2 separate regions of the Homo sapiens genome follow, and region 2 is linked to region 1. Evidence: chromatin loops called from intact Hi-C (ENCODE). Cell type or tissue: ascending aorta. All regions are shown on one strand.

Region 1 (5,000 bases):
TGCCTTGTAAGAGTTTTCCTATTGTTTTCGGTATGTGTGGTTTATTAAAAACTTAATTGACCTATGAATGAAGGACTAGTCCAAGGAATAGAGCTAAGATAAAGGAAAAGAAAAAACATGTTACATATATTCAATTCCATGTAAGAGAGATTCCACACATGCAAAGGAAAATACAGAATTTAGAATTCAAATAGTTATGGGTTAAACAAGAACAGCTCTAGTTGACACGATTGAACTGTGTCTCACGGCAGAAGCTGTTTATAGTTGCACCATCTTTGCACTACCAGCCTAAAGTTGGTGGTATTCAACCAAAAGTTATTAAATTTGCAAATTAGGGAGCTAAGAATGAATCCACAGTAGATTTAATCATCTTATCTCTGTAGGCCCCCTGGAATGTTAAGACAATTGTTTGTCAACAAATTTGGCCCAGTGATAAAATAATATTAATAGCTACTAAGAAAATTTCAGACTGTAAGTATTGAGAGAGCTATATGCTTTCTAGCACTACGTGGCTTTTCCATGCGATTCTATTCCCTACAGTATTTGAAGGAACTATAGCATTTTCAGAAATAGTGCTGTTATGCAATTGAAAAATCCATAATATTAGTTTGAATGTTTTTCTTAATATTTTTTTGAGATAGGGTCTCACTCTGTTGCCCAGGCTGGAGTGCAGTGGCATGATCTTGGCTCACTGTAACCTCCAATTCCTGGGCTCAAGCAATCCTCCCACTTAAGCCTCATGAGTATCTGGGGCTACAGGTGCACACCACCATGCCCAGCTAATTTTTTGCAGAGATGGGGTTTTGCCATGCTGCCCAAGCTAGTCTCGAACTCCTGGGCTCAAGCAATCTATTTGCCTCGGCCTCCCAAAGTCCTGAGATTACAGGTGTGAGCCACCGCATGATTTATTTTTTGGTTTATCTATGCTGTTTATTTCCTTAGACTATAATAAAAAACAGCTAACATTAATGAGACTTATTTGATATCAAACACTGTATACTTTAAAGTATTTATATCAGCCTCTTAATTTCCAAAACCAACACTTTTACAGATGAGAAAATGGAAACTTAGAGAAGTGAAGGGCCATATCCAAAGTCCTAGAGCTAATAATTGATACAGTCAGTATATGAACCCAGTTCTGTATAATTTTCTCAGGGAGTTTTTGTGACCTGAGTTGTTTTGTCTCTAGCATTGTTCTTCCCTCTATGGAAATAGAACTTCTACCAAGAGAAGAGATCAAGCAGAGTGCCTATGGCCCATCACTGGGCATCTTCACTTGGCATCTGAAGGCACCTATGGATTATTTAAAACCTGTTTTGTCCTTCTCTCACCATGGAAACCAACTAGAACTTGAGTCCAGTGCTTAATCTGATCTCTACTAAATTTCTCAGCCTTCTGCCCATATATTTTATTGTCCCCATTTCTTAGACTTCCAGTGTTTAAACTCACTTATTGGGGAATTTTTCAAAGACACTAAGATTTGATTATCAATAGGCTATATGTATTGATGATCTGAAAGGGAAGGACGTGCCTGTCTTAGGATGAATTCTAGTTACACAGCTGTCTGCAAGCCTGCATTACGTAACTATGCAATGAAATATGGTCTATCTGATATGGATAAATGTTTTCTATATTTGATAGTTGAGAAAATTATTTTATGTGAGACTTTTTTGAGAACAAATGTTTAGAACAGTTATCATTTAGCCTTACTAGTCTAGCTATGCTAAAGAAAGCAAACTTTTGACTATACACCCAACTATTTTGTACAGGCTGTTAAGACAACCAAGTGTTTTATACATTATCTTCTTTCCACTGGGAAGTTACTTCTTAAATAAGAACAGCGAAAGCATGTATTCTGAGATTTTTCTTTAGACAGTATAAAATTTCAATATTTTTTATAAAAATGGAACAATGTTAATGAAGAAACTGTGTTGAATACCTGAACTCAATTGAAGGCTGGGGAATTGCTTTTCCGTTAAAAATTACACCTGCTCATCACTTGACATTTTACCCCTACCCTCTTAATTCCCATGGTCTCAGAGCTTCTGTAATTGGCATCACAGATTTCCTATTTAGTGACGAGCCTGAGATCTCCAATATCCAAATTTGTGGCACATCTGAAATGCGCAGTTTGGCTGTTTCAAAGAACCATCTGGATTGATTCAGCTGGGAAGCATCTGGGTAGATTGGTTATGGGCCAGGTTTTTAAAAATACACTGGATGGAGTTGCCTTTCAACAGTCTGGTTATTTTTGTCTTACAGACTTGGACATGAAGTCATAAATTAGGAAATAGTCTCAAAGGGCAGAAATCTTTACTTCTGTGGGTAGAGTCCTCTATTCTAGTCCTGACTTACTATTCAGGAAATTCTTCTCCACCTGTAATAAAACTTTTATTGCTTTATTTTAGCAGAGAGAGGGAAGTCTTCCAGGTAGTCCTACAAAGTTGTGAAATTATCACAATAAAACCATCACATATGAGTTTGTGTTAACTGGAGATTTCATATAACTGAGAGTTGGCTAAAAAAAAAGTGATGATTTATGTTGATAAATCTCTCTCCAAAATGTGTGATTTCACTCTCTCGGCATAGTAACCTTTACTGTTCTTTCTGTTCTTCAGTGGTCCTATTTTCATTTGTGGTAAGTAGTTGGGTTCCTTTGCTCTGGCCCATTTCAAGTATGAGTACTGACTTCCTAAAATGGAGAGTCATGAGTAATGGAGCATCCTGTGCTATTTTATTTACATTCTACCTAGCATCCCAGGAGAACCATTCAAGACATGTCTTCATTCATTCAGCCTCGCTTAGCCATATTTTTAAGAATCTGATTGACAAAGTTTGGCCTGAATAGAACTCTGGAGATCAAAGGGAACTCATCTGAGACAATTTAGAACTTCAAATGGTACATCTCATAAGTCATCATCCACAGAGTGTCCATGCACCTCTGAACCTCCCTCTAAGAAAGGTATCCACTTCTGACTTGCTTGGTCTTCCTCATCTCAGAAAATGTCAGCCACTTCCATCTGTTTCTCAAGCCACAAACCTAGGAGTCATTCTAATTTTTACCTCTCCTAGAATTGCTAATTCATCAGTAAGTCTTAACCCTCTGCCTCCAAAATATATCCCCAATATATCTACTTCTCACCAACTTCAGTGCAATTAATCTATTAAAATGACAATTATCTCACCCGCAGCAGCTTCTTATCTATTCAAGTTTTCAATCTTGCCTCCTTACCATTATTTTTAAAGCAAATAAAAACATCACAATCTTATACTCATGAATCACCACTAAGAGGATACTTTAATATACATCTTTGTGGATCTCTATCCATGCATGTACATATATGTGGGTTTTTTTTTTAAACCAACGTGACAGCATAGTGTTCCTGTTTTGTAAATTGTTTCCAGTGGATAATCTCTCTCCATTTAATAATTTTTTAATTGCTTCAATTATCCTCAATTGTCTTTTCAGCTATTTTCCCCCATTCCAGACTCACTCATTGTACCTTGTTGTCATTTAAACCTCTCAATCTAGTATAGTCTTTTTTAAGTTTCCAACTTATTAAAAACCCTGGGCTGATTTTCTTAACATCCTTTCTTCACAAAGAAGTCTGACTTTTGTTTCTGCAATGTAAATTACATCCATTCACCCTCCATCTTCAATATATTGACGGCATCTCTCTGCATGTAGAGTAAAACCTGAAGACTTACTATGGCCTAGAAGGCCTTATGATCTGGCCTTTGCTCACCCTCACTGACTTTATCTTCTAACTCTTCCTTCCCCTGCTCACAAAGATCCAGTCATAGAGGCCTCATCTCAGATGTGTGAAAACACTAAGCTTTTCTTACTCCAGCCCCTTTGTACTTGTTTTTTTCTCTGCCTGAAAACTTCTTCTCTCTGATCTACTCACAGCCTTCAGGTCTCAGTTCAAATAGCACTGCTTCTGAAAGGCTTTTCTCATGTTTTGATAGGAAGTTGTCATCTTCCCCAAACGTTGGTATCTCCCACCACCCTGCATTTATGTCCTTGTACTGTTCCCTCCTAAACCAACTCTAGGCTTACCCGTGTGACTTAATTTTGCCAATGGCACATTAAAAAAAAAAAAAAAAAAACCATGATGAGGCCGAGCATGGTGGCTGAAGCCTTTAATTCCAGCACTTTGGGAGGACAAGGCAGGGCAGATCACCTGAGGTCGGGACTTTGAGACCAACCTGGCCAACATGATGAAACCCCATCTCTACTAAAAAGTACAAAAATTAGCCAGGTGTGGTGGTACATTCCTGTAATCCCAGCTACTGGGGAGGCTGAGGAAGGATAATCGCTTGAACCTGGGAGCTGGAGGTTGCAGTGAGCTGAGATTGCACCATTGCACTACAGCCTGGGTGACAAAGAACAAAACTCTGTCTCAATAAATAAAACCATCATGACCACATATGCTTTAGGGGCGTTTGCATATTGTGGCTTGTGCTCTTGGTGTCCCACTGCCGTACTATAAAACAGCTTGGGAAGGAACACAGCACGGCAACAGGATGAAAAGACCTTGAGAATGAGACACCATCTTGGTTGTTCTAGCCCCAGCTGACTTCCCAGCTGAATGCAGTTGCATGAAAAGCTTCAACTACAGCACAGGGAGGAGGAGAACCACTCAGTTGAGTCCAGTCAACCCACAGAACCATGAAAATAAATTTTTGCTTTAAGGAAGTAACTTCTTGATAGTTTTACTTTGAAATTGTAACTAAGACTATTCTTTTTCTGAAGTACTTCATAGCATTTAGCACCATATGAAATAATCAGGCAGTCCTATTACCTGGTTATCAATCCATCTCCTGCTATCATAAGATCCATGGGAACAGAAGTTTTGCCAGGTTATTTAACTTCGTATGTATCTTCAGTGCCTATGACAGTGTCTGGCACCTAGTAGGCACTGAATAAAATGTGTCTGGTAAATGAATGGAAAGTTCCAAGGCTCTTAAGTATTAGAAAAATGTATAAAATACTGGAG
Region 2 (5,000 bases), 930 kb before region 1:
GTAACAAAATACAGAATTCAGGTCAATGTTATTATCATTTTATATCTGGGCTATCCCAGGTTCAGGCGGGCCAGGCTCAATCGGGGCTTTTTGCCCCATACAGCTGCTCAGCAGCAGGGAGGGATACCTATTGTTCTGACACCCGGAACAGAGCTTGGTCCCACAGAATACAGTGGTTCTTGAAATAAAGATTCACAATTTTATTTGGCCTGAAATTCTGGACTGCATCCATTGCCTACCACCCAGCTGATCTGAGACTGCTTACCCATGGCTGGCTTTATAAACAATGCTGTTTACACAATTGCTGAACTGTAGCATAGACCCTTAGAGAAAATAAATTAGTAGAAACGAAGTGCTTGTAAATCTGGGCATTACTCCACAACTTCAGATTCAAAGGCAAAATATTTACTGATTACCTACTACATGCTTAGTGCCTTACTAAGCATTAGAGTGGGAGCAGACAAAGATGTGGCCTCTGTTCTCCATGAACTACAATTTAGTTATGAAGACCTGTGCTTGTGCCTGAAATTATAATGCTATCAGACCCCCCCACCAAAAAATAATTGGTACAGGCAACAAGTGCCGTAGAACCTGGGTAGGCAACTGGGTAGATTTGACATCACTGATGGAAGTGGGATTTCAGCAGAGCCTTGAAGGCAGTAGAAAGGATGGGAAAGGGCATTCCAGGGTGTGAACAAAGACATGGACTTAAAGACATACACACAACAGATTCTCTGGGAAACGTGTTTGGAGTTTTGATATAGAAGGCCTTCAAAGTCAGAGTTGGAAATGTGAATTTTACTCTGAAGACAAGAAAAAGCCATATGAAGTTTGAGATTCGGAGAGCTCTAGGCAATGAAGGGCATGAAGGGAGGAAGGCATAAATTTTGATATGGCTATAATAAGCTAGGTACAAATTAGTGAGGGTAAAGACAAAGGTGGTGGCTGCAGAAATGAAAGGAAAGAATGTATGCTGTTATTAAGGAAGACTACATAGGACTTTGTGAGTGAAGAATTGCTGTGAGCCAAAGAAAGAAAGGAATAAAAAAGATGTTATAATGAGAGCTTAATGATGACACCATCATTAGTCTTCTGACTCAGTAAAAGCCCATTAAAAAAAACCATTTGAATCACTCGACTGTTTCTGATGATATTTTGATAAACTAGATCAGTGCTTCTCAAGCTTTAACATGCATACTAATTAACTAGGGACTATCAAGGCACAGATTTTAATTCAGTAGGTTTGAGGTGGGCCTGAGATTCTGCATTTCTAACAAGTTTCCAGGTGATGCTGATGCTGCTGGTCTGTGAAGCAGATTTGGATTAGCTTCTTGCTAAAGTTCATCTTCTTTGATTTTCATGCCAAATGCTAAGTACTATATTAGGAATTCTTAAACAAGGTGGATTCAGGGAAAGGTCAGTTAGAGTAACGGCCAATTGCAATCCTACAGTTAATAAATGTAGACTGCTTCGTCACCCGTGTTTAATAGAAAGACCTATAGCTTACTAGCCTGGAGACTTGGGTTTTAGTCCTAGCTCTATCACTCTCTGATTGTGGATCCTTGAGCAAAAACAACAACAAAAACCCACAAAAACTCAAAATAAAATAAAGTGGGACAAAACCCCAAATCTACAGCTTATTTCCTATATTTGAGAGCACCCATTTATCCCTGACTTACTGGCTTCCAATTATACTGTACTCGGAATAATTCCAAATTTCTTATTACTGTCTACTAGATCCTTCATAATCTGACCCCAGCCTACCTCTCTATTTTTATCTCCTACTATTCTTTCCCTTATTCACCACACTGTCACTCTAAAGCCTTGTTTCTATTCTCAAACACATCAAGTGCATCCCCACCTTGCTTCTGCACTTATTTACCATCTATCTTGAATGCTTTTGCTCCACTGCTTCCCATAAGGTGGACTCTGTCTTCAGGTCATCACTCGGAGATGCCTTTCTCAACTATTAATCTGAGTGGTTCTCAATTGAGAGTGATTTTTCTCTCTGACATTTGGCAGTGTCTGTAGATATTTTGTACGATTATAGCAAGTGAGGGAGGTACTAATGGTACCTAGTGGGTAGAGGTCAGAGATCCTGCTACAGATATCCTTACACAGGCAGCTGTCCTTGCATTGTAGGATATTTGCACAGGACAGCTACAACACAACAAAGAATTATCTGGCCCCAAATGCCAACAGTGTGAATCTACCTAAAGCTGCCTCCCCACCCTGGACACACGCCTCATAAAAATTTTCCACTTCATTATCTCACTTCATTTTCTTAAACATATTTATCATTGTCTGAAATCTTTGATTTATTTGTTTATCATCTGCCTTTCTTGAGTGGAATATTAGTTTCAGGAGAGCAAGGACATTGTTCTATCCTATTCACTGACATATCACCAGTGTCTAGAAAAGTTCCTGACACATAATGGACACTCAAGGCATAAATGAATGAAAGCAGAAGTGAGTACTGCACATAAAATGAAACAAATAAACAAGCTAAACAACAACAACAAAAAAGATCTAAAACTGTGCTGCAAATGATACCATAAAGAAGGCTAATAGGTAACCCATAGAATAAAAGACAATATTTGTGGCCAGGCACGGTGGCTCATGCCTGTAATCCCAGCACTTTGGGAGGCCGAGGCGGGTGGATCACCCGAGGTCAGGAGTTTGAGACCAGCCTGGCCAATATGGTGAAGCCCCGTCTCTATCAAAAATACAAAAATTAGCTGGGCGTGGTGGTGCACACCTGTAATCCCAGCTACTCAGGAGGCTGAGGCAGGAGAATCGCTTGAACCCAGGAGGCGGAGGTTGCAGTAAGCCGAGATTGTGCCATTGCACTCCAACCTGGGCGACAAGAGCAAAACTCCGTCTCAAAAAAAAAAAAAAAAAGACAATATTTGCAAATGTATATCTGATAAGCAGCTTATAACTAGAATACGTTAAAACATTCTTACAATTCAATAATATAAGACAAACAACCAAATTAAAAAATGGACAAGAGGCTGGGCATGGTGGTTCACATCTGTAATCCCAGCACTTTGGGAGGTCGAGGCAGGCAGATCACCTGAGGTCAGGAGTTCGAGACCAACCTGGCCAACATGGTGAAACCCCATCTCTACTAAAAATGCAAAAAAATTAGCTTGGCATGGTGGATGCCTGTAATCCCAGCTACTTGGGAGTCTAAGGCAAGGGAATCGCTTGAACCCAGGAGGCGGAGGTTGCAGTGAGCCAAGATCGCACCACTCCACTGCAGCCTGGGTGACAAGAGTGAGACTCTGTCTCTGGAAAAAAAAAAAAAAAAGGCAGGGAATTGGAGAGCTATTTCTCCAAAGAAGATATACAAAATAACCAATAGGAAATAAAAAAGATGTTCAACACCCATCAGTCGTTACAAAATGTAAATCAAAACCACAATGAGATACCACTTCATACCCACAGAATGACTATAATGAAAAAGACAGACAATAACAAGTGTTGGTAAGGATGTGGAGAAATTGAAACCCTCATATATTGCTGGTGAGAATGTAAACTGGTGCAATCACTTTGGAAAACAGTTTGGCAGTTCCTCAAAAGGCTAAACATAGAGTTACTACATAACACAGCAATTTCACCACTAGGTACACACTCAAGAAAAATGAAAACATATGGCCACATGACAACTTGTAAAAGAATTTCCATAGCAGCATTAGTCATAGTAGTCAAAAAGTAAAAACAACTCAAATGTCTATCAACTAATAAATGGATAAACAAAATATGGTATATCCATAAAATGAAATACTATAGTCCTATAATATTTCATTTTATGGATATACCATAAAGGGATGAAGCACTGATACATGCTAAGACATGAATGAACCTTGAAAACATTATGCTAAGTGAAAGAGGCCAGTCACAAAGGACCACAAATAGTATGATTTCATATATAGAAAATGGTCAGAATAGGCAAATCTACAGAAATAGAAGGTAGATTCATGGTTGCTTAGAACCTGATGGTGGGAGGGTGCTGGGGAATGACAGCTAATGGGTACTGGGCTACTTTTGCAAGAGAGAAATGTTTTAAAATTAGATTATGGCGATGAATGTATATATCTGTGAATATACTAAAAAATACTGAACTGAACACTTTAAATGGGTGAATGATATGGTATGTGACACATCTCAATAAAGCCATTAAAAGAAAAAACAGCTATAGAAATTGCTATTTTACTTTTTTGGGAAAGGTGACAATTGCTTAGAAACACAGATTTATTGAAGCACTTTTCTTTGTTTAGTGTAGATTTTAGTTGAAGGTGGCTTTGGAAGTATAACGACATGGGAGATCAAAGGTAAGTCTCACAGATATGTTAGATAATGTGATAAGAATACCTGAACCAAAAGACTTTCTTATACGATCACAGGTATTACATAAGTCCGCCATAGAAGTACTCCCTGAAACTAAAATAGGTGAATGTATGAGAGTAAATAACAGCTCCACTTCTTTAAAATAAACCTTTTTAGCAGTAGTTTACATATATGGGTGACTGAGAGGTTTCCATATCCTCTAAGTTCTAATCCAAAGGGGGGAAAATTAAAATTATAACTTTGGGTTGTTGTGAGAATTAAATGAAATTACACTTGTAAAAATTCTTGGGCAAAGGAGGTGCTCAGGTAATGTTAATTTGGCAGTACTGGTGAACCTAGAATGAAGAAGAGGCTGATGCATAATTTATCACTAAGCTACTACTTTCTGACATATTCATTCCCATACAAAATACACAGATCTGACAAGGAGAGGAGGCTACAGATTTTGTCTGTTGGTTCTGTGAAGCAGGGTTAGACAAACATGGCAACCTTTGGAATTCTTTACTCTCTCTCTCTCTGTCTTCATCCTGGCCATTCATCTTCCATTGTTGACATAGCTTTCCATGAGTGGTCTCTGCCATGACTTTATCTAGGCCAATCCTTAAGACCCAGTCACCATGTTGTGAGGAAGTTCAGGCCCAATGCAG

What was found. Hi-C counts contacts between places; a loop is a spot of excess contacts. Peaks named below come from ENCODE experiments on the same cell type or tissue, not always from the same donor. Only the 100,000 strongest peaks of a DNase experiment are listed, where the experiment ranks them.
Region 2: it touches region 1 in a loop (4-fold over the local background); 3 of 110 quality-filtered maps call a loop at or near these places.

What each region holds. Positions count from the first base shown.
Region 1 is chr5:152,636,552-152,641,551 of GRCh38, reverse strand. The region is part of intron 4 of LINC01470 (long intergenic non-protein coding RNA 1470); the gene reads left to right. Among named protein-coding and RNA genes, the nearest start is that of NMUR2, 230 kb to the right of the region's middle. In ascending aorta, no CTCF peak of the experiment used is centred here; a DNase peak (open chromatin) is centred at 2,151; H3K27ac peaks cover 3,552 bases.
Region 2 is chr5:153,564,618-153,569,617 of GRCh38, reverse strand. All of the region lies in intron 2 of GRIA1 (glutamate ionotropic receptor AMPA type subunit 1), which reads right to left. Among named protein-coding and RNA genes, the nearest start is that of GRIA1, 76 kb to the right of the region's middle. In ascending aorta, no CTCF peak of the experiment used is centred here; no DNase peak of the experiment used is centred here; H3K27ac peaks cover 1,013 bases.